Linked DNA regions of Homo sapiens: regions 1 and 3 are each linked to region 2. A link is an interaction called in ENCODE POLR2A ChIA-PET data of the cell type or tissue named here. Cell type or tissue: MCF 10A. All regions are shown on one strand. Links, peaks and the distances in the headings refer to the core of each region. The heading gives the core; the rest is flanking DNA.

Region 1 (8,310 bases), core at 241-8,240, 810 kb after region 2:
TTACTTAACAACTATGGGCATCAGTTTCTCATCTGCAAATGAGGTTAATAAAAGTACACTCCTTATTGGAGGGTCTTCGGGTGGATTAAATAAACAGATTAAAGCACTTATAATGGTGTCTGGTATACAATAAGCACTATATTATTATTATAATCTCAATTTGTTAAAACTCACTTTTTTTTAGTATTTTAATTTTTATTTTAGGTTCAGGGGTACATGTGCAAGTTGGTTATATAGGGAAACTTGTGACTCAGGGGTTTGGCATACAGATTTTTTCATCACCCAGGTATACCCAATAGTTTTTCTTTTTCTTTTCTTCTTTTTCTTCTGAACCTGTCCCTCCTCCCGCCTTCCACCCTCAAGTATATCCTAGTGTCTATTGTTCCCATCTTTCTGTCCATGTGTTTTCATTATTTAGCTCCCACTTATAAGTGAGAACATGTGATAGTTGGTTTTCTGCTCCTTTGTTAGTTTACTAGAGTTAATGGCCTCCAGTTCCACCCATGTTCCCGCAAAGGACAGGATCTCACTCTTTTTCATGACTGCATAGTATTCCATGGTGTATATGTACATTTTCTTTATCCAGTCTACCATTGATGGACATTTAGGTTGACTCCATGTCTGTGCTATTGTGAATAGTGCTGCAATGAATAAACAAGTGAATGTGTCTTTATGGTAGAATGATTTCTATTCCTCAGGATATATACCTGGTGGGATTGCTGGGTCCAATGGTAGGTCTGTTTTTAGATCTTTGAGGAATTTCCACACTGCTTTCCACAATGGTTGAACTAATTTACACTCCACCAGCTGTGTAAGTGCTCCCTTTTCTCTGCAAGCTTGTCAGCATGTTATTTTTTTACTCTTTAATAATAGCCATTCTGACTGGTGTGAGATGGTATCTTGTGGTTTTGATTTGCATTTCTCTAATGATTAGTCATATTGAGCATTTTTTTCATGTTTGTTGGCCGCATGTATGTCTTCTTTTGAAAAGTGTCTGCTCATGTCCATTGTGCACATTTTAATAGGGCTGTTTGCTTTTTGTTTGTACATTTGTTTAAGTTCCCTGTAGATTCTGGATATTAGACCCAGACTAACTATACATTAGTCAGATGCATAGTTTGAAAATATTTTTGTAGGTTGTTTGTTTATTCTGTTGATAGTTTCTTTTGCTATGCAAAAGCTCTTTAAACAGGTCCCATCTGTCAACTTTTGCTATTGTTGAAATTGCTTGTGCCATTTTCGTTATGAAATTTTTGCCCGTTCTTATGTCCAAAATGGTATTTCCTAGGTTATCTTCCATGGGCTTTACAGTTTTAGGTTCTCCATTTAGGTCTTTAATTCATTTTGGGTTGATTTTTGCATATGGTATAAGGAAGGGGTCCAGTTTCAGTCTTCTGCATACAGCTAGCCAATTATCCCAGAACCATTTATTGAACAGGGAGTCCTTTCTCCATTGCTTGTTTAATCAGCCTTGTCAAACATCAGTTGGTTAAAACTGACACATATATCCATTTTATATATGTTTTAAAATATATTTTAACTTTTATTTTAGGTTCGGGGGCATATCTGTAGGTTTGTTATATAGGTAAACTTGTGACTTGGGGGTGTGGTGTACAGATTATTTTGTCACCCAGGTACTAAGCATACTACTCAACAGGTTTGGTTTTTTTGTTTGTTCATTTGTTTTCCTTTTTATCTTTCTCTTCTGAACCTCTCCCTCCTCCTGGGTGTGTGGCTTCATTTCTGGGCTCTCTATTCTGTTCCATTGGTCCATGTGTCTGTTTTTATACCAGTACTATGCTGTTTTGGTTACTGTAGCCTTATAGTACAGTTTGAAGTCAGGCAATGTGATTCTTCCAGCTTTGTTCTTTTTGCTTAGGATTGCCTTGGCTATTTGGGCTCTTTTTTGGTTTCATATGAATGGTAGAATAGTATTTTCTAGTTCTGTGAAGAATGTAATTGGTAGTTTGATAGAAATAGCATTGAATCTGTAAATTGCTTTAGGCAGTATGGCCATTTTAACCATATTGATTCTTCCTATCTAAGAGCATGGAGTGCTCTTCCACTTGTCTGTGTCATCTCTGATTTCTTTCAGCAGTGTTCTGTAATTTTCATTGTAGAGCTCTTTGACCTTGGTTAGCTGTATTCCTAGCTATTTTAACCTTTTTTGTGGGAATTGGGAATGAGATTATATTCCTGATTCGGCTCTCAGCTTGGGTGCTGTTAGTGTATAGCAATGCTACTGACTTTTGTATATTTATTTGTATCCTGAAACTTCGTTGAAGTTGTGTATCAGATCAGGGAGCTTCTGGGCAGACTATGGAGTTTTCTAGATATAGAATCATGTCATCTGCAAACAGGGATAATGTGACTTCCCCTCTTCCTATTTGAATGCCTTTTATCTTTCTCTTGCCTGATTGTTCTGGCCAGGACTTCCAACACTATGTTGACTAGGAGGAAACTCACCCATATACTTTTAAACAGGATATACAATCACCCCTTGGTATCCATGGGAGATTGGTTCCAGGGCGCCTCTGGATATCAAAATACATGAATGCTCAAGTCCCTTATGTCAAATGGCATAGTATTTGTATATAGCCTATGCACATCTTCCTGTATACTTTAAATAATCTCTAGATTACTTATAATACCTATTATACTGTAATGTAAATAGTTATTATTATTTCTACTTTATTTTTTATTATTGTTTTGTTGATTCAACATTTTTGATTCATGGCTGGTTGAATCCTTGATTGTTTGAATCTGTGGATATAGAAAGCCAACAGTATTCAAAAAATGCTAACAAGCTGGGTGTAGTGGCTTACACCTATAATCCCAGCACTTTGGGAGGCCCAGGCAGGTGGATCTCCTGAGGTCAGGAGTTCGAGATCAGCCTGACCAATACGTCAAAATCCCATCTCTCCTAAAAAGAACAAAAATTAGCTGGGCTGTGGTGGCGTGCACCTGTAATCCCAGCTACTCAAGAGGCTGAGGCAGGAGAATCACTTGAATCCGGGAGGTGGAGGTTGCAGTGAGCTGTGATCGTACCACTGCACTCCAGCCTGGGTGACAGAAGGAGACCCTGTCTCAGTAAATAAATAAATAAATAAATAAATAAATAAATAAATAAATAAATAAATGCTAACAGTGGTTATCTGTAAATGCTAGGATTCTGGTAGATTTTTCTTCTTTTCTTTTTTTCTTACATGTAGGTAATGATGAATGGAAAATTTTCACCTTCTTAATATTTTTCTGTAAATTATTGAGTTGAGAAAAATAGTTTGATATGCTTACTCTAGGTCAAAAGTCGTGGTGCCTCGATGTCAGAATGACTTTTCCATGAAAGAGGAAAGTTTCTCTCCATAACAAGGGGGTGGAAATGAATTGGATGGTCCAGAAAAAAACATCCAGAAGAGAGGAGTGACCGCAGTTGTATTCTGTTCTAGAGAATGGTCAAGAAAGAAGACTTCCAATTAACAGTGCAGTGAGAGATTCAGTTGAAAAAAAATTTTAATGTCTCATGAGGACTACATTGGTTATTTACCTTTTGGTTATTTATACAAACTATCCTGAATTGTATTTAAGAAATTTTCAGTCAGCTGTGCTCTGCTAACTAAATGCCTTTAAGAAAACGATTTTTTTTGTTTTGTTTTTAGAGAACACTCCAAGGAGAGTCCCACTTGAGACTTTTTAAGTAAAGAATGGTTCCCAGCTTTATCTCCAATTATATAATTACTCTAGAATTAAGTCAAAAAGATATGCTCACCATAACTGCCCAACTAGTAGATGCAAGGTACTGAGGAATAAACTTCTATTCCATGGAAAACCTGTAGGTTTAAATAAATTTGTTTACAATAGAAAAAGGGTTCCAGAGGGCTCTCTGGAAAGGACTGGGACATAGGCAGTTTGACATGTGATTAAAAGCATTGGTTCTACATACAAATGGCCACAGGTATATGAAAAAATGCTCAACATCACTAATCATGAGGGAGATGCAAATGAAAGCCATCTCACCTCGGTTTGAATGACTATTGTTAAAAAGACAATAGTCTTTTTGGATGCAGAGAAAGGGAACTCTCATATACTTTTAGTGAGAATGTAAATTAGTACAGCCATTATGGAACAGTATGGAAGCTTCCTCAAAAAACTAAAAATAGAAGATATAATCCAGCAATCCCAATGCTGGCTATTAATGCAAACGGAAGGAAATCAGTATATTGAAGAGACATCTGCACCCCATGTTTATTGCAGCACTATTCACAATAATCAAGATATGGAATCAACCTAAACATCTATCAACAGATTAACAGAAAAAGAAAGTGTATATATATGTATATAAACAATGACCTACTATTTAGACATAACAAAGAATGAAATCCTGTTATTTGTGGCAACATGGATGAGCCTAGAGGATGTTATGTTAAGTGAAATCAGTCAGGTACAGAAAGAAAAATACCATATGTTCTCACCCATATGAGGGAGCTTTTAAAAGTGGAGCTCATACAAGTAGATAGGAGAATTGTGGTTATTAAAAGTTGGGAAGAGAATTAGATAATTGTGGGTTACTACAGATTAGAGAGAGGTTAACTGATAAAAAATCACAGCTAGATAGGAAAAGTAAGGTCTAGTGCTCCATAGCACTGTATGGTGACTATAATTTACAATAATTTACTGTACATTTTCAAGTACAAGAGAGGATTTAAATGTTCCTAACACAAAGAAATGATAAATGTTTATGGTAAGGAAATACTAATTACCCTGATTTGATCATTACACATTACATATGTATCAAAATATTACTCTGTATCCTATAAATATGTACAATTATTATGTGTCAACTAAAAATAAAAGGGAAGGGGAGAACACTAGTTCTTACTGGCTCTGTGAGGTTGGGCAGGTGATAGAATTTTTCTACTTGTGTTTCAGTTATCTGTGTTATGTAACAAACTTAGTTTTCAAACAATCACCATATTTTGCTCACAATTTTCTGGGTCAAGAATTTGGGCAACACACAGTAGGAACTGTTCATCTCTATACCACAATGTCTGGGGTCTAAGCTGGGTGGCTCAACAGCTGCGAGAAGCTGGAACAGCCCAAATGAGGTCATAGGTCTGCTGGCTCACTTCACACTGTTTGCTGAGTCACTCTCTCATCTGTCTTCAGCTGAAGGCTGGGCTGACTAAAAGGCCCATGAAATAATTCACCTTATCTAGTGCTACCAATCTCTCTCTTTCTTTCTCTACCCCCCACCCCCACACCCCATCTCTCTGTCTCTTTCTCTCTAAGTGGCTAGTTGGGCTTTGAACAGCATGTTGGTCTCAGAATAGTCAGACTTCTTGCATAGCAGTTCGCTTAAAAGAGGACAGAGCCTCAACCCTGTAACGGATCTAGCATCACATCCACCATATTATACTGGTTAAAGCAATGAGAAACCCAGCCCAGATTCAGTGGAATGAAGAAATATGCTATGCTTCTAGATGAAAAGGGTGGTTAAGAATTTGTAGCCATCTTCACTTTGTCACAGAATACTCCTCCATTTTCAAAATATACTTTACTCCTTCCAAGACCCCAAGAAGCCTTATCCTAAGGTCCAGGATGTAATCTAAATCAAATGCAGGTATAGATGAGGCCTCTCAGATCCAGTTTCCTGAGTGCAACTCCTCATACTTAGTTTCTCTTAATCTAAAGACTTGTGAACTAAAGAGACAAGTTATCTGCCCAATACACGATGGTGAGATAGGAATAGAAATTGCAATGGATACTCCCATTCAAAAAGAGGGAAAACAAGAGGTATAAACACTCCCTCATCAATAGCAATTCTAAAGTCCAGTTGGGCACATGTCACTCATTCCTTGATTAGTCCTGAGAGTAGTTCTCCTTGTCTCTTAGCTGTACTCTCTGGCTTCTTGGCTGCCCTCTCTCAATCATTCTTTCACATGAAATGGCCTATGTGAAGAGGTGAGTAGCTTTTCAGCCTGCTTCCTTTCCACAGTAGGTGAGGGCCCGTACACTTTTTTCCTTATTAATTATCTCTGACCCTTTCAATCAACATTAATACAATTTCTTTTAAAACTCTGTGGGTTTCTCATATTATCAAATTCTAATATATTCCAAGAGACAAAAAGCCACATCCACATTCCCTTTGGAGAGGGCTTTCTCTACCTTGGGCCTCACATAAGACTGCTATGGGACAAGTCCTTAAGATTTCTAAAAACCCCAACTGTCTAATTTAGAGTAACGTGAGCCACACACAAGATTCTCTTTTTGCATTTTTGTTTTCATTTTTTATTTTTTTTGAGATGGAGTCTCGCTCTGTCGCCTAGGCTGGAGTGCAGTGGCGCAATCTCGGTTGACTACAACCTCCGCCTCCCAGATTCAAGCGATTCTCCTACCTTAGCCTCCCAAGCAGCTGGGACTACAGGTGCCCAACACCACGCCCAGCTAATTTTTGTAGTTTTGTATTTTTTTTTTTTTTTAGTAGAGATGGGGTTTCACCACATTGGCCAGGCTGGTCTTGAACTCCTGACCTCGTGATCTGCCCACCTCGGCCTCCCAAAGTGCTGGGATTACAGGCACACACAAAATTTTTATAAGCCTTTCAGTCTAAATAAAGGTCTGTGAGACATCACTTTAAATTATCTGAGGTCATAGCAAAGGGTCTTACAGTATTTTTTAAAAGGTAGTTATTTTACTTGTTAAGAAAATTTTTAAGTCATGAGATAGTAATAAATAATTATCATAAAAATATAACTGCAGGCAGCTTTGAGGCCCTCCTTCTTGAACACAGGAATCTAGAGAATTCTCTAAATCTTTATTAAATAATAATTATCTCATTTATTATGTAAATCACTGCTCCCTGTATTTAGATAGATTAAATTCCTGTTACAATTTGGCACTAGGAAAGTGGCTTTATACTGTATCCTCACCATGTAGTGCTAAATTTTATGCTCAAATACAGTAACTAGCTTCAACATCGGTTTATTGGTTCAACCATCTTCTTGCCTTTGATTTCAAGGCTCTTGTATTTATAATTTTGCTTTAAAGGTTATATATGCCTTCTATTGAAAAACACCTGAAATCTTTTTTGGCTGTGGTAATGGGAGATGAGGAGGTGATAAGAATGAGTAATAAATGTAAGTTAAAAAGAAAGTAGGAAGTTCCATTTCTGGCTTGGGAAAATGAACCACCAACCCCCAAACCTGTCAGGGCTTAAGGAAAAAATATGCCTACAGGACATTTTTATGTGTCAACTTGGCTAGGGTATAGTCGTTAGTTATTCAACACTGATCTAGGTGTTGCTGTGAAGGTATTTTGTAGATGTGACTAAAGTCCACAGTCAGTTTACTTCAAGTAAAGGAGATTACCATAGATAATTTGGGTGGATCTGACTCAATCAGTTGAAAGCCCTTAAGAGCAGAACTGAAGCTTCCCAGAAGAAGAAACTCAGCCTGTAAAGTACAGCTTCAGCCTGTGATTGAGAGGTCCAGCTTGCCCTTCATTGCAGATTGCCCTATAGATTTTAGACTTACCTAGCCAGCCACCACAATCAATAAGTCAATTTCTTGCAATATATCTCTTCCGATATATCCTACTGGTTCTGTTTCTCTGGTGTAACTCTGACTGGCACATAGCCTTACAGCGTAATGAGTTTCTTATCATTGAAAAGATTATAATAAGGAGAAAACTAAATGAAGTAAAAACTTCACAAATTTTTAGAAAGGCAGTCAATATGGCACGGTTAACAACACTCTAGAGTCACTGTTTGGGTTCAAGTCCTAGCTTGCCTACTTTTTAACTGTGTGGCTTTGGACAAGTTACTTAATCTATGCCTCAGTTACCTCTTGTATAAAATAAGAACAATCATGGTTCCCACCTCAAAGAGTTGTAAAGATTAAATGAGTTGTTATAGGATTGATAACAGTGCCTGACACATAGAAAAAGCTATGTAATACTCTACAAACTTGATAGGTAGGTAGATAGATCTTCTAAGGTCCTTCAGATTTGATGAGTTTTAAGTACATAATTTTTAAAAGAAAATTTTCCTCACTGTGTTAGGGAAATGGTATAATATGGTGCTTATGAGCAGAGGGCCTAGAATCAGACTGATGGAGTTTGCATCATTCAAAATTCTGCCATTAAATGTGTGATCTTATCTTCTCTAAGCCTCAGTATTCTTACTACATAGGGTTATTCTGAGATAAAAGCCACTTTTTATAATTATTAAAGTTTTGGTGAATAACTTTCTAAAATGTCCCCATTCACTTTTATATCTTTTTATTCTTGATGATCCTGAGGATATGAATATAAATA
Region 2 (8,310 bases), core at 32-8,031:
CGTGGGATGGCCATGGCGTGGGATGGCCATGGCATGGGATGGCCATGGCGTGGGATGGATGAGGGTAACAATGGCAAAGGCCTGGACATCAGAGAGAGAACCTGGTCAGTTAGGAAAACGATGCTTTGGCGTGGTCAGCGTATAGGCTGTATACAGGGAAAATGACAGAAGACAGGACTAGAGAAGGGACAAGGCAAGGCCACAGGAGTATGTATGCCATGAGAGGGAGGGCTTTAGACCTGAGAACTGCATGACCAGAGAGGGCAGAACTGTGGAGGATGGGTTGAGGTGGAGGGAGGCAAGCAGGGAAATCAGTCACAAAGCTGCTGCAGCCATCCAGATTAAAGAGAGAGAGAGAAATGCCATTACCCTGTAATTAAACACAATCACAAACATAACGAGAAATTTGCCTTAAAATTATCTCTCAGAAATACACTAGATTGGCGTGTGTGCATGTATATATATATATAAAATATGTATTATATAACATATGTGTATGTATTGTATATGTGTGTGTATATATACGTGTGTGTGTGTATATACATATATGTTTTATCTATCTGTATATACTGTTATCCCCTGATATCCATGGAGGATTGATTCCAGGACCCCTGTGGAAACCAAAATCCATGAATATTTAAGTCCCTAATGTAAAATATTTGCACCTAACCTACACATATTTTCTCATATACTTTAAACCATCTCTAGATGACTTATAATACCTAATATAATGTAAATGCTAAGTAAATAGTTGTTATACTGTATTCAGGGACTAATGACAAGGAAAAAAAGTCTGTACATGTTTGGTAGAGATGCAACCATACATTTCTTCTGTTGGGTGAATCCACAGATAAGGAACCCATGGATCTGGAGGATCAACTGTATATTTTTGTTTCTCAACTGTATATTTTTGTTTCTCACAAGACTTTTCTGCTAATTACCCTGTCATTTTCTTAAGGGCTAATGCTTTTGAACTATGCATTTGGAGGGGAGGGTCTCCTTTCATAGCTTCTATTATTGAGAAATATACATTTGTTAGGATGAATGGGTTGAATGCATATTTCCATCACATGCATATTGCCTCTTCTCACAATTTTAAGAAAAGAAGCATATCCAAGACTTTCCGTTTCTGCATCATCCCTTCCCCATTACCCCTATACCCACACACTCTGAGATGCTCTGACCTTGGCCAGCAGCAGTTTTGTGTCTATTAAGGTGTCAAGACTTGGTGTAACCACTAATAAAATCTGTATTCTGTATTCTGATGCTTACAAACTGCATAGGGACTTTATAAGGACTCCATCCTACCCTCAGCCTCCCACCTGTGACCACAATCAAGATTTGGGAGTGGGATCACAAAGGTTTAGAGCCTAATGAGGCTGCCTGGGAAAGGAGGGTCTTGCAAGTAAATGCCAGGAGGTGCTTTGCCTCTGCTTCCCTTAGGCTAGGGCGGTGTGTGGGGGTGGGCGTGAGAAGACTGAAGGGGAGGGGAAGGGAGAGTGAACTGATGGGAGGGACGCTGAGACAGGATTGCTTTGTGCCCACTCCTACGACTGCCTTCATTTGGAAGGTGGTAGTAAATACAGTCATGTTGGAGGAATGTTTCTGGACCAAGGTAGCCTGAGACTGGGGGAACAGAGCAAGGAGAGTGGCATGGCCCCCATCTCACAAGAAGAAAAAATGAAGTTGTAAAAATGCCTGAGTGCATGTGGTACTGATCTGCCTTTTTCCATCCAGACCCTGCAGAGATGGTCAGCAGTTTGTGTTGAGACCAGTCCCAGTGATGCTCCTTCCGACTCTCCCAGCCCCAGCGACTGCACCCCATGAGGATTACAGGTGGTAAGCTCCTAACATTTCCTTAATTAAAACCCATGTATGCCGGAGGTTGCAACTTTTTGAATTTTTGCATGAGTGAAAAATCAGACCTTGGCAATGACCTTGAACAGTAGGATATAAATAACTCCCACATACTTAGTGTTCCAATAATGGAACACTAGGCATAAGTAGGTTTAATGTACGGAACATATGGGGTGCAAGGACAGAAAAAACCCATCAGGAATTTCCTCATTTCTCCAAGCCAGGTCAGGGGAGCCAGGCTGGACGTTGGCGTTGAGGGAGAACTCTCGCCACCCTGCAGGCTTACTATGAAGCAGGACACCCATCTCCAGCCCTGAGGGGCACAAAAGGCAGACTGGCATAGACCCCGTAAGGTTCAGCTCTTGACAGTGTGCTCAGAGGGCTAAGCCACAGCCTTAAGGTGATCCACTCCAGCACAGTGACCCTGCACGACCAGTGAGGCACTATGAGGGGATATCAACATTGTCCAAAGTCATTTCTGAACAATGAGCCACAAAGTCCTGGTTTGATCTCTGGGGAAAATGCATTTCAACCTCAAGCCAGAATAACATAAAGACTGCTTCCTGTATCTTATCCCTTGACAGCCAAGTTTCTTGAACAGCTTTTAAGGAACCATAGTAACAGTTGGAGGAAGGGGTGAGTGGATCAGTGATGATCCTTCTACTAGACTTTTATCTCCCTTGCATAAATGGCCCCATGGTCCACCTGGAAAAGGTAAGTGTAAGGAGAAGAGATGGCAGAGGCAGATAGGGTTTTAACCTAGGTGATGGGCAGATAAGTTTGGAGGTGGGGAGTTAACAGGCAACGACATGACTCCACCCTCCTCCCACTTTTCTCCAGGATGAGGGAGGTTCTGACCTTTAGCCTTTACGCAAAATACTCTTGTCAAAGTTTCCACATTTATGTGATTGAGACAAGAGCCAACATTTATTATCCTACATTAAAACTGAAGCAACTAAATGGGATAAAACTCACAGATATATATTTCTTCCCCATTGGCCTTTTCAAAAATGGCAATCAATTTTCACAGCAGGCAGCTTAGAAGGTCAAGTTATTGGGACAAAAATGGGTAAAAGCCAACTGAAACAGTAACATCAACCAGTGTCATCCACATAACTATTCAGCACCTTATGACCATGTAGCCAAATAAATTCTGGATAGATTACAGATTTAAATGTGAAAAATTAAGCCTATAAAAGGACTAGGAAAAAATACAAATAAATATTGATGTGATTTCAGAAGTCAAGAAGGACTTTCTGAGTTTAAAGCTGCACAGGCTGGACATGGTGGCTCATGCCTGTAATCCCAGCACTTTGGGAGGCTGAGGCAGGTGGATCACCTGAGGTCAAGAGTTCGAGACCAGCCTGGCCAACATGGCGAAACCCTGTCTCTACTAAAAATACAAAAAAGTTAGCTGGGCATGATGGCGGGAGCCTATAATCCCAGATACTCGGGACGGTGAGGCAGGAGAATTGCATGAACCAGGGAGGCAGAGGTTGCAGTGAGCCGAGATCTCTCCACTGCACTCCAGCCTGGGGGATGGGGGAGACTCCATCTCCAAAAAAAAAAAAAAAAAAAAAGCTGCACAAAACCATAAAATAACCAAATATATTTTATTATATAAAAACAAAACATTTTAGAAAAGTAAGAACGTAAACACAATTTAAAAAGCACATTGAGAGGCTGGGTATAGTATTTCATGCCTGTAATCCTAGCACTTTGGGAGGCTGAGGCAGGAGGATCACTTGAACTCATGAGTTCGAGACCACCCTGGGCGAGATGGTGAGGCCCCTTCTCTACAAAAAATAAAATAGAAATTAGCCAGGCATTGTGGCCCACACCTGTAATCTCAGCTACTGAGAACTGTGACCGTGCCACTGAACTCCAGCCTGGGTGACAGGGTGAGATTTCGTCTCTTAAAATAAATACATACATACAACCAAAAAGCACACCAAGGAAAAAACCATTGCAGCATATATGGCTGGCTTAGTATGCTTACTGTATTACTAGGCCAAACACGGTGGCTCACGCCTGTAATCCCAGAGTTTGGGAGGCCGAGGCGGGCAGATCACGAGGTCAGGAGTTCGAGACCAGCCTGGCCAACATGGTGAAACCCCTTCTCTACTAAAAATATAACAATTAGCCGGGTGTGGTGGTGGACACCTGTAATCTCAGCTACTTGGGAGGCTGAGGCAGGAGAATTGCTTGAACCTGGGAGGTGGAGGTTGCAGTGAGCCGAGATCGTGCCACTGCACTCCAGCCTAGGTGACAGAGCAAGACTCTGTCTTGAAAAAAAGAAAAAAAGAAAGAACCGTTACTAATTCTTGGAGCCCCCTCCATAAGGACTGTTTTCTGTCTCTGTGTTTCATGTGCCTAGTAAAGTTCCTGGTGAATAGCAGGCTATCAACAAATAACATATTTTTAAAAAGCTATATTTGGTTGAATGCACACTATGTCCATCTATTGTTGCCACTCATCTCAGCAAACATACAGATTACATAACAGGATCTCCATTTTACCAAAAAGAAAATTGAACACAGAGTAAGTAGAGAACCTGGATTCAAATCCAAAGCTTCTGACTCCAAAGCCTTCTCCATTTTTCCCTTTCCGCTGCCTGCCTTCCAAATGAATGCTTATTGAATAGAATTGAATGGCAGAAAAAAATGTTTAGCCTACTTAATGAGAAATGTGACTTCTATTTTCAAACAACACCTTGTTAAGCAACATTCCTTGAACTCAAATAATGCTGGTGTTCAATGGAAAATAATTTTTACCTTGGTGGGGGAGTCGAAAGCCCCATAGAAGTTCCCAGCTCTAACACTAAATTGCTTAGTGATTTAGACAAGTTGTTAAGCTGCTCCAAGTCTCAGAATCCTTATCTGTAATACAGGGATAATAAAACTGAGAGTGCAGAAAGGTTACGTAATTTGTCCAAGGTTACACAGTAGTAACCGCCTGAGTGGGCAGCTTGTCTTTACAGCTGGGTAGTTCACAAGGCTGATGTAATATCTAGGAGTAAATGAACGTGAACAAGCTTTGAAAAGGATAAACTGGACACATTGGGTGAATGGAGAGAAAACTTAAAGTAATAAGCCTGTTTTTTGTGCAAGAATTATGAAAATTAGTTTGATATGAACATCTCAAATGTCTTGGTGTGTTCTTCTTGACCTACTATCTATTTTTAAATTTCTATAGCTGAAAATATACACTAGTAGCCGATTATCCCCTCCTTTCTGCCCCCTTTACAGTAAACCAGTGTGGCAGTATTGGTTAATGAATCCAAGTCAGCTTGCCCACAATTATAATCTTATCTAACTAGCTTTTTTAAAAAAAGATAATTGCATCCACTGGGGTGGAGTTTCTGGCATGTGCAATAATGAATCACCAAATCATGATTTTTAAAAGATAGTTACCTCATAAAATCTGGACTCAGCACCTCTTTCATTTCACTGGCTAGAAGCCAAGAGAGTCCGTGTTAATAATGTGTTTTAATACCACTCATGTACTTTTCATGCCTTGATGCAGTATTTGATCATTGGTGAAATCAGCAGTTGGACATGCATCTCAATTACTGTACCTTTCAGAAGATGCCCTTCATATTCTCTCTCTGATTTACAGAATTTATTTTACTAAACTATTCAAGAGAAGATTGCATATACTATTATGAAAGGGGTATAATACAAATATTATAAGGCATAAAGGGCATAAAAGTTGCATAAATATGCAACTTCAGTGCATATTTCCTAAGAACAAGAATAATCTCTTATGTAATCACAACACAGTGTTCAAATTCAGGAACTTTAATATTGATGCAATGCTTTCATCAAATCTGCAGTCCATAATCCAGCTCATCAATTGTCCCAACAATTCTCTTTATAGCATTCTTTCCCCTCTCACACAGGATCCAATCCAGGGTCACTGTTGAATTTAGTTGTCGCACCTCTTGTTTCCTTTAATCTGGAACAGTCCCTCAGCCTTTCTTTGTCTTTCATGACTGAGATTTTGGAAGAATACTGGTCATTATTTTACGGATAGCCCCTTAATCTGGATTGGTGTTTCCTCATTATTAGATTCAGGGTATGCATTTTCGGCAGGAATACCACAGAAGCAGTGTGGTGTCATATTATATCCAGAGATCCACGCATTGGTCTGCCTCTCATTAGTGACATTTATTTTCATCCCAGTCACGGTGTTGTCCGGCTTCTCCATTGCTGTGGTGGTTATAGAAATGCACCGCCCTGATCTCCTGTTGTGAGGAGCATAATTGATACGCTGTCCTGGCTGATGCACTCAGACTCCATCTGCATGGGGACCACGCTTCCCACTGACTTCTGGCCAATGACTCTATTAGTGTCCCAATTACTTTCTTTTATTATTATTTTTTGTTTGTTTTGTATTTTCTAACTCATGTCAGCCATCTCAAGAATTCAGAATAAGGCCCGGTGCAGTGGCTCATGCCTGTAATCCCAGAACTTTGGGAGGCTGAGGTGGGAGGATTGCTTGAGCTCTGGGGTTTTAGACGAGCCTGGGCAACAGGGCAAAACCCCGTCTCTATTAAAAATACAAAAATTAGCCAACTGTGGTGATGCATGCCTGTAGTCCCAGCTACCTGGGGGCTGAGGTGCTAGGATGGCTTGAGCCGGGGAAGTAGAGGCTGCAGTGAGCTGAGATTGCGCCACTGCACTCCAGCCTGGGCAACAGAATGAGACCCTGTCTAAAACCATAGCAAGGCATGGCAAGACATTCTGGTCTCATGCTTGCAAGAGCTCCAAAACCCATTACTAAGAAAAATCATTTTTTACACTAAACACTTAACACTAGTTTTTCTTCATTTTGGATATATATGTAGCATGTTCAGTGATAGAAAGGTGAATGGTGTGAACTCTTTTACCGTTACCATTTACTTATGTAAATGTATAAATGATGGTAGTTTTACTCTTAAAGGTTAGACAAAGTGTACAATAACAGATAAGTGAGATATTACAGGCATGTTTAAGAAGTGGCGGGTAAAACTTTTAATACTAACAATCCACCATAGGAGCATGGGTTCAAAATAAGAATAACACCATATGTTTACATAGTACTAAAAGGTGTGTGAAGGGCTTTCACGTATATTATTTAGTTTTATCCTCACAATAGCCCCATGCTAGGTAGAGCAGGTATTGTTATCCCTACTTTATGTATGGCACAATCATATTATTTCACAAACAGAAAAAGTAAAGAAAGAAAGAAAGCTAATCGAAATGCCTGTGGATTATAAAATACGTATTTGAAATCTGGCATAAGAAATACCTACTCTGTTTCTGAAACTACCTACTCTGTTTCTGAAACTACCTACTCTTAAGCCTGGACATTTTTCTTTTATAATATTTAATGTAATTGCTAATACACGAGAATCAGTGTTCTCAACCTACAGAGAACCCTCACTTAAATCTGTAATTCCTTTTGCTGCTCTTTGCAATCAGGATTTAATAAATAAAATAACACAAGTACTGAATATGAATCCTTTTCCTTTGACATTACTGAACATTTTAAGCAGCTTTTAGATTGCCATGGGGTTAATTTAAAAAGAAAGACGAGAACAAAACTTAGTAATTTTAGATATGATTTACTTGGGAGGTGGGATAAGAAGGTGTTGTTATTTTTTTCCCTAGTAAAAACACTTGTCTAAAGGTTGCAATGAAAGTTGTGAGAAAATGGTTTTATGGACAAAATCTTGCTTTTTAGCAAAGTAACTTTTTGAAGAATTATTCTATTTGTGGTGACCCTCTTTGTCCAAATAACACATTTTTTCTTAAGGCCTCTTTTGATGGATATTAATAGAGTTACACAGGCTTTCTTTTAGTTAGTATTTTTTCAGTATATTTTTTTTATTATGATGATCTAAACGTATCTCATTCAAGTAGCATGTAGCTGGATTTGTTGGTTTAATTGCAATATCTCTATTTGAACCCAATTGTTTATTTTGCTTACATTTATTGTGATTACTGATATATTTGGATTTATTTCTATAATCCTAATTTGTGTTTTGCATAAACCATGCTGTTTTTCTTATTTGTTTTCCCCCGTCCTTTCCTTCTATTGGATTAATGGAGTTTATTTCCTTCTATTCCTTTTTATTTGGTATTTACTCTTAACCTCTTTACTTTTTACCTGACTTAGAAAAATCCAGAATTAATAAAAAGTCTCTATGCTACTCTTCAATAACATAGGAACTCTAGACTTTATGCCTTAGCCCATCCCCAATCTCTGTTCACTCTCTCTTTATGTTTTTCTTGCCTAGTATTTTAGTTCCTTTTTTCATGTTCTTCCCTGATTAATTGTTATTTTTACTTATTGTCTGGTATAGACAATGATTATTCGAATTTACGTCTTTTATAGCTTATAAAAGCGAAAATTTTAAAACCTTAATTTACTCATGTTGGTACCATTTGCAAGAGGAAAAATGCTTTT
Region 3 (8,310 bases), core at 241-8,240, 62 kb after region 2:
TGACTGAAAAGAGTTGGGACCAAAACACAGGCCTTTTGGTATTATTCATAAGCTTCATCGATGAACTGTCCTTACTCCATTAAAAAAGAGAGAGAGAGAAAAAAAAAGTACATGTGCCTAAGTTCGTGAGGAATTCTGAAACATTTGTTTTCAGCTTCTGTGGCCTTGTAGTTGCTTCTGCAACACAGAAGCCTGCTTTCAATGTTTACTGCCTGCATGCCTTAGTAATCAAATATCTGTTAAAATAGAAAAAAAGAAAACAGTTAAAGCTTTGCCTTAAGAAATGCTGAGTGAAATGAACAGATTGTTGGCACACAGGGGCTCTCTTGTTGCTGTGCAGAGAGTCATATCAGAAGGAGGGTGATTCTTTTCAGAGTCAAGCCATCCAGGCACCAGTACTCAGTACATTGAGTCCGGGGGTGTTCGTACTTTTGTCTTGAAATGGCTAGTCCCAGGAGCACCTTTGTCACAGATGATTTTCCTGTGTGCTTCATGGCATTGCTACAGAGGCCTATGGGAGGGAGGCATTGTTTTCAGGGCAGGCCGTCAATCGGTGGGTGCAAAAATGCAGTTGCCACTCAGTTGCTGCCCCTACGCTGCTGTTTGACACATCCCTTCCTGTTCTGACGGGGAACGTGGGGACTGAGATGACCTCAGTGTCTGATGCTGGAAGGAAGACAGCTTCAAATTAAAAAAGAAAATCCCTCATATGGCACTCCATCCCACTTGTTCAAATGCCATCTTGACACCTCTTCCAACACCACATTTCCAGGAGTCTGTCTTCTTTCTTCTGTCTCTGCCATATGTAGCCATTTGTTACCTCAAGTCTGGCTCTTGGTTCTTTCTTTTCCCCCCACGCCACTGTTTCAGACACCTCCCTTGGCAGTCAGTTTAGAAGTGCTTTTCCCAAATCAGTGTTCTTGTTTCCAATGTAACCACTGCCCTGCCCTCTTACTTCTTCCATTTCCTCTGGTCCAGACCCCTTCAGTTCCATTACACCAAATGCACTCAGCTTCTTTTATTCCCCTCTCATGCCCCCTTCTTCAGAACTTCTGGCTTTTCTTCTTTTTAGAAAACTGAAACCTTCCTCTTAAGCTGAAACAAACAATTATTGAATATTTTCTGAGTGCAAGGTGGAGAAACATTTCTCAAATTTGACCTCTTTGAAAAGAAGGTATAGGGAGAGGTTCCAGTACCCAACTACATCCAACCCTCCTGCCAACACCCAGCCTCCTGGAAGGTTTCATGTTCCAGAACTCAGGAACACCCTCTCTTAGGGCTTTGATTTCTGCCAAAGGAGAAATGTGGTCATCGTCTGTGACTCAGGCGTCATATCACTGGGCTAATTCAACATCTGGAATAGTATGGTGTGTGCTGGCCAATGGTAGAATTTTATCAAATTCCATGTTAACATTGTACTTCGAAAATTTCAGCTGGGGACTACTATGTTCATTGTGTATCTATGGCAAACATGTTGGGTGGGAACTGGGAGTAAAGGGTGTTTGCTGGAATTATGCCCTGTCGTGGACCTAGGGATCAACACAGAAGCTGGGATAAGGGGTAAGGGAACCAAGAGTTATTGGCAGGAGTCATCTTCCCTCCTGCACTGACAGTTGTCCCTCCAGCCCAGCCACCTGCTCTCCCTCACCACCAGATTGTTGTTAACTCTGCAGAGTATGTGGCGGAAAGATCCCATTACCTCAAAGAATCAATACTGTTGAGAGATTTGACCAAGTTCACTTTGTAAATTACTGCAGCATTGTGGCTGCAGCTCTGGACCTTCTAGTTCCTGCTTCTTCTAGTGGGTCCCAACTTCTTGCCTTGGCAAAATATACCTGTCCTTGGATGCCTGAGTGACAGTGAATCACAACAGGCGTTGTTTTCATCAAGTCAGAGAATTTACTGCTCAGTGGTGAACCTATTTTATTCTTTATGTTTTTTTCTGCATTTTATATTTTCTCATCATAAACATTTATTGACTACCTTGCTAGGTTTTAGGCAGTGTACTAACTATGAGACATGGCCTCTACCCTGAAGGCACTGTGAATCTGTGCTTGCTCTAGTGGTTTATGGTTGTCAGGAAATGACCAAGATTTATGAGTCAACGGTTGTGTCACATGAGAGATAGATGACATGGAGGCAGACCTGTTCTGTGTGGCTTTTCCTGTGTGTGACTAATAGAGAACCCTATTTCCAGGCTTATTTGAGGAAATGAGAAATGTACTCAAAAAAGATAACTGAAGGCACAAAGAAATATACATAAGGGCTGAATGAGGGGGCCTAGGCTGAAAAAATGCTGTGGGCTTGGATGGTCCATGGAGGCCTCTTTGAGAAGGTAGAATATAAGCCTGATTTCAGTGTAACAGGTGGAGAGGAAAGGGGAAGGCATTGCAGATAGGAGGAAAGGCAGGGTGGGAGACAGGTATACATATGTCTAGGGAGGCCATGCCAGGGCCGTGGGTAGAAAGGGGAGACTGGGCAGACTGATTTCTGGAATAAGGAGTTTGAATAGTAATGACAATCTGGTTTGAGAGACATAAGGGAGCCAGAGACTGGAAGGCCTTGGATCCTAGGGTCCTGTGGACTTCATTGTCAGATATCTAAGAGAGACTAGGCAGATAACATGGGTATATGAATTGGGTCTGGAGTGGATATAAGGAAATAGGGAGGGGTGGTGCCTGTGGCTAACTAGACAGATCATGCCCTGTGTAAAGACAATCAGTTTCATTTTTTGTTAAAAGACCATGCAGGCCCAATTAAATAGGCCTGTGGCCAGTCTTCAGCCCACAGCTGAACTGCCTCATCTGGCAAGAAAGAGCCCATGTAGGATCTTGAGTGTTGAGAAGGTGGGAGTTGCAAAATGCAAAGCAGGGTTTTAGAAAGATGAGAGGTGGGTTGGAGAGGGAGAGATCACTTAGGAGACAATAGGAGAGTCCCCAGGATCTGGGGATGGGAGGTAGCTCAGATGCCAGAGAGAGGCAGAGCTGGTCCATCATGGTAGATGTTGTAGGAAGGCACATTTGTCAGCAGCAGCTAGAAGGCCCATCGGGGCTGCAGGGGAGGAGAAGAGAAGCAGGCCAGTGGGGCGTGAGCTTATGGAAATCTGGCAGGAGGCAGAGAGAGAAGAAGCAGGAAGAGGGATCCATCATGGGAACTAAAATTCAGAGGCAGGGTCAGGCAAGAGCAACACTTAATCAAGCCTTGCCACTTTCCCCAAGGTCTTTGAGCTTTGCCCTGTCTCATTCCCCAGCTGACCTCCCAATCTTTGCTTTCTTCATCTGGCATGAACTCCCTTAATTTCCCTTCCTTCATATCTGAGTCCACCTGCACAGGTCACATCCTTACCATCCTAGCTTTTCACTAGGGCTCATTCCTTCCAGCCAGGAGCTGGGGGATCCACGAGCCTACTCTTGTCCTTATTCTTGCTTTCCTATGAGCTTGATCGTTCAAAAATGTAAGCCCTGACCTTAACTCCCCTTCTAACTACTGCTCTGTCTCTCCCTCCCTTCACTACCAGACTTTTGTTCTTGGTTTTTTTTTTTTTTTCTTTTCTTTTCTTATTTAGAGATGGGGTCTCCCTATGTTGCCCAGGCTGGTCTCAAACTCCTGAGCTCAAGCGATCCTTCTGCCTCAGTCTCCCAAAGTACTGGGATTATAGGCACGAGCCAGTGTGCCCCGCTGATTTTTTTACTCTTGTTTATTTTCTTTTCTTAATACTTCAAACCGTAGTAAGCTAGCTTCTTCCTATACTACTCTAATACTACTGTGTTTGATTAAGCCACCATTGTCTTCCTAGTTGCCAGATTTAGTGATCTACCTTGACCTTCCTGTTATGTGCCTGCTTGCTTCATGCTCCCTTTGATAGTGTCTTCCTCCTTCTGTTCCTTCTCTGCTGCTTGTCCAGTCTCTCCCATTTCTGACCATCTCTGAAATGCCCTTTGTTCCTTCTCCTTTGGGTCCCCAAGTTCTTTCCAGGTGATTTTACTCCTGCAGCTTGAACCAACCCCTCCATGTGAACGTCTCTCAAAGCAGCCTCTCCATCCTCAGCCTTTCAGGAGATCCCAATCTCTGTTTCCAGCTGCTGTCACGTGCACACCTGGATGTCCTGGAGGCACCACAAGCTTCAGCTGCCCTGCAGACCTGCTCTACCTGTTAAATAGGATCTCTGCAATGGGTTTCATCTGCCTTGCCTTCCAAGCTGGAAGTCTTGGTAGTACCATCTCTCTCACCACCTATAACCAATTAATCACCAAATCTAAAATTATTCACCAAATTGGCTGGGTATAGTGGCTCATGCCTGTAATCCCAGCACTTTGGGAGGCCGAGGAGGGCAGATCACGAGGTCAAGAGATCGAGACCATCCTGGCCAACATGGTGAAACCCCATCTACTAAAAATACAAAAATTAGCCAGGCGTGGTGGTGCACACCTGTAGTCCCAACTACTCGGGAGGCTGAGGCAGGAAAATCGCTTGGGCCCGGGAGGCTGAGGCAGGAAAATCGCTTGGGCCCAGGAGGCAGAAGTTGCAGTGAGCTGGGATTGCACCACTGCATTCCACCCTGGTGACAGAGCGAGACTCCAACTCAAAAAAAAAAAAAAAAAATTAGTCACCAAATCTACTTCAGTGGTGTCTCAGATCCTACTACACGCCTTTAGTCCAAGACTTGCTGTGTGTTGCTAACGGTCATCTCCGTCTGGATTCCCTCCTCCAGCATTTTCTTGCTCCAGGCCTTCCCCCACCACCAGCTGAGGCATTTTCCTAAAAAGCACAGTTAGCTCTGATCTTTTCTTGTCTACTCTTCCAAACTGGATAAAGCCCAAATTAGTTGGGATTACAAGGCTGCTTTCCCAGTCCTGTTCCCAGCCTCCTTTTCTATGCACTCCCCTCACACAGCCCCTGCTTCTGTCATGCCAAGCTTCTCACTGTCCTGCACATGTGCAGTGACTGCCTGAGGCTCCTCGAAGTTTTCTGTAGCATGGCAAACTCCTGTCCATCTTTCAAGATCCGACTCAAGAGTCTGCCTTCTCTATGATATTTTCTCTGACTCCCCAAGGCAGAGTTGATTATCCAGTGCTTCTGTAGTATACTATTTATATATTAAAAGAATTAACTCATAAAAGTAACCCACTCTATTAAAATTTATTTGCTAAGTGCCTCTCTTACCCGACTGTGAGCTTCTCAGGGACAGGACTGTGTGTGTGTGTTTTCACTTGTACAGTGCCTGGCACACAGTAGGCACTCAGTAAATGTTTATATAATGAGCCAACAAACATGCTTATTGGGTGGGACCTGGGGTGGGAACTGGCAGTTAGTGGAGGGTCTGGTCACAAGAACAAAGGTAAGAGGGACTGGGAAGGAGAACGTGGAAGAGAATCGACATTTATGAAGCACTTTGAATTGTCAGGCATTTTTATGGATAATTGTCTCATTTCTAATAACAGCTCATTTCTAATAACAACTCTATTGAGAAAAAAGGGATTTTTAAAAATTGACCACCACTTTGTGCCAGGCATTTATACATACTCTGTTTAATCCTCTTAGAAGGTGATGCTGCCATTATTTTAAATCTGAGGAAATGGAGGCCCAGAGAGATGGAAACCTGCCCCAGGTCATATATCAAGTTGTGGTAAAGGCTCCCCCTGCCCCAGGGCATACCCTCCTCCCAGTGCTGGGAGCCACCATCTCACCAGCCCACAGCGGGTGGGAGAGGCAGCCTGGGTGACAGTGGTTCTGGGCTGGTCCACCCAGACTGGCTCAGCCTGGGTCCTTGTGCTGATCGTAACTACAAGAACTCGTTCTATGTCACCTGGGACCCCTCTTACTAACTCTGCGCATCAGCCATGAATTGCTTCCTGGAATGCAGGCCTCCTGTGTCCTGGTTCTAACCAGTGGTTATCTTGGCCTGAGCCGGGGGGATCTGTGGTACAGAGTTAGCCTGGGTCTGGAATTGACTTCTGTGAGTGACCCAAAGGCATGAAAGATTTCTTTGGTTAGGGTTGGGACTAGAGGTTGGGGGATCTCTAGAGTCCCTGGTGATTGTTAGTTTTGTTTCTTTTTTCCCTTTCAAGGCAACATCTGGCTCTGTCACCGAGGCTGGAGTGCAGTAGTGCAATCTCGGCTCACTGCAACCTTTGCCCCTACCAGGTTCAAGCGATCCTCCCACCTCAGCCTCCTGAGTAGATGGGAGTACAGGCGCACACCACCATGTCCAGCTATTTTTTTTCTTTTTCTTTTTCTTTTTTTTTTTTTTTTTTTTTTTTGTAGAGACAGAGTTTCACCATGTTGCCCAGGCTGGTCTCAGTCTCCTGGTCTCAAGCGATTCTCCCACGTCAGCCTCCCAAAGTGCTGGGGTACAGGCGTGAGCCAGTGCTCCCAGCTTGATTGTTAGTCTTTAACTCCCTCCTTTGTGCGGTGGCTGGTTACATGGGAGGGGGTTCCATCAGGACTGCTGACAGCCTGCTACATAATTTGTGGGTCTTTTGTTCAAAAGGCAGGGGAGATGTGCCACTGAAGGTACTAAAATATAAAGCTCTCTCCCTTCTTCCGCCTGTCTCCTCTGCTCATCCTCATGCTCCTCTGGCTCCCTTACAAAATACAAGTTCAAAGAGAAAATTGTTGAAGATTTCAAGAACGTGACAGCAGAGCTGTCAACCAAGTGCAGGCCCTTCTGAGCACAGATCTGCGTGATCACACAGGGCCGCCCATCCGAGAGGCCGGCCCTGGAATGCTTGGCCTTAGCTAGCCTAGGACCAACCCTACTATGATCCAGGGAGCTTCAGGAGACTTAGATGTCATTAAATTAGCTCTCCTGGGATCATGAGGGTTAGAGGGTTAGCTGTGTACCTTGCCTCTGATCAGCCTCCTTGGTTTTGAGAAGTATTTTCGTTGAGGCCTCTTTGTCTTTTCTAGGGCTGGTATCTTTCCCCAGGGTGAGACTCCTTATCACCAGGCTCGAGCACTAGCAGGAGGGACACTGGTGCTACGTGGCAGAGACCTTCTTCCAGTTATCTTAGCAACTGGTGGATCCCAGGGACTCCCCTTAGAGTTTCTACATTATTGGGCTTTCAGAACTGGACTCACCAATGAGTCAGGGAGACAGTGTTCCTGCTCTCTATCTGTGCTGAGTCTGCCTATCTGGGCCCATGACAAGGCTTATGATAAAAGTGTTATATCCAGAACAGTCTTCCTCATGACTCAGTTTACAGCCTCAGAATCCTATAAATAGGCCCCAGACCAAAGTTCAGGACTTTTCTTTCTTTCTTTTTTTTTTTTTTTTTTTTTGAGATGAGTCTCACTCTGTCACCAGGCTAGAGTGCAGTGGCGCAATCTCGGCTTACTGCAACCTCTGCCTCCCAGGTTCAAGCGATTCTCCTGCCTCAGCCTCCCGAGTAGCTGGGACTACAGGTGCCCACCACCACGCCCGGCTAATTTTTGTATTTTTAGTAGAGACGGAGTTTTACCATGTTGGCCAGGATGGTCTGGATCTCTTGACCTCGTGATCCGCCCGCCTCAGCCTCCCAAAGTGCTAGGATTATAGGCGTGAGCCACTGTGCCCAGCCAGAACTTTTTATACAAGTTAAATAACTCTTCCCTTGGAAGGTCAGTGTTTTCCTCCCCAGGATATGTTCCAAGCTCCTTGGTTCTAGGGCATCTTACAGTTAGGCCTGATGTTCTATTGAGGGATCTCTAGACATTGTACTGTTCTGTTGAAAGATGCTCCAGAGACGTACTGAGTTTACTTCTGAGGGTCCATATGTTGCAAAACATGTAGCAGAGTTCCTAGGATCTGCGTGACTGCTTAGACATCCCTCTGTGACTCCTGACATGTGGCAAACTTAACGAATGCTGTCTCACAGTGGAGCTCTGTGCCTTCTGCTGGGACTGGGAGAACTAGTGAAGATGCTGAGGTGACACAGCAGACCCAGGTTGTTCTGGAGGCTCTACCTGAGTTTGCATGCAGCTTAGAAACTAAAACTGTGTCTTCTCAGTTGCATGGAGTGGACTCTCAGAAGGACATAGAGATTGTCTTACAAGAGGTTAATGCTCATTTATGGGGTGTTAACTGGACCCTTCTTCATTTGTTCCAACTTGGAAAGGAAATATTGTGTCTCTGGTCTAAGGCAACTTGCAGCTCAGGGAGGGTAGCTTTTGGGTGAGCCTGGAGAATATTTTGGCTTCTCAATTCTTCTTTGCTGGCCTCTGCATGACAAGGGATCACACAGGGCCTCCTGGCTCAGGGAGGCTCTGTGAATGTGGTCCACAGGGACAGTGCTAAGAACCGACCACTGGATTCTGTACTTCTGTTATTTG

The links. ChIA-PET counts read pairs that join two places held together with the same protein. Peaks named below come from ENCODE experiments on the same cell type or tissue, not always from the same donor. Only the 100,000 strongest peaks of a DNase experiment are listed, where the experiment ranks them.
Region 1: POLR2A ChIA-PET joins it to region 2 with 5 read pairs; 1 of 35 experiments calls an interaction of 5 or more read pairs at or near these places.
Region 3: POLR2A ChIA-PET joins it to region 2 with 7 read pairs; 3 of 35 experiments call an interaction of 5 or more read pairs at or near these places.

Annotation. Positions count from the first base shown.
Region 1 is chr1:84,100,373-84,108,682 of GRCh38, reverse strand. It overlaps a transcript of PRKACB not described here. Among named protein-coding and RNA genes, the nearest start is that of PRKACB, 40 kb to the left of the region's middle. In MCF 10A, for the core only: no CTCF peak of the experiment used is centred there; a DNase peak (open chromatin) is centred at 5,132.
Region 2 is chr1:84,910,222-84,918,531 of GRCh38, reverse strand. No RefSeq gene overlaps it. Among named protein-coding and RNA genes, the nearest start is that of LPAR3, 21 kb to the right of the region's middle. In MCF 10A, for the core only: no CTCF peak of the experiment used is centred there; a DNase peak (open chromatin) is centred at 4,811.
Region 3 is chr1:84,848,344-84,856,653 of GRCh38, reverse strand. The region is part of intron 2 of LPAR3 (lysophosphatidic acid receptor 3); the gene reads left to right. Among named protein-coding and RNA genes, the nearest start is that of LPAR3, 41 kb to the left of the region's middle. RefSeq lists an enhancer at 1,982-2,231. In MCF 10A, for the core only: no CTCF peak of the experiment used is centred there; DNase peaks (open chromatin) are centred at 1,283, 2,093 and 4,613.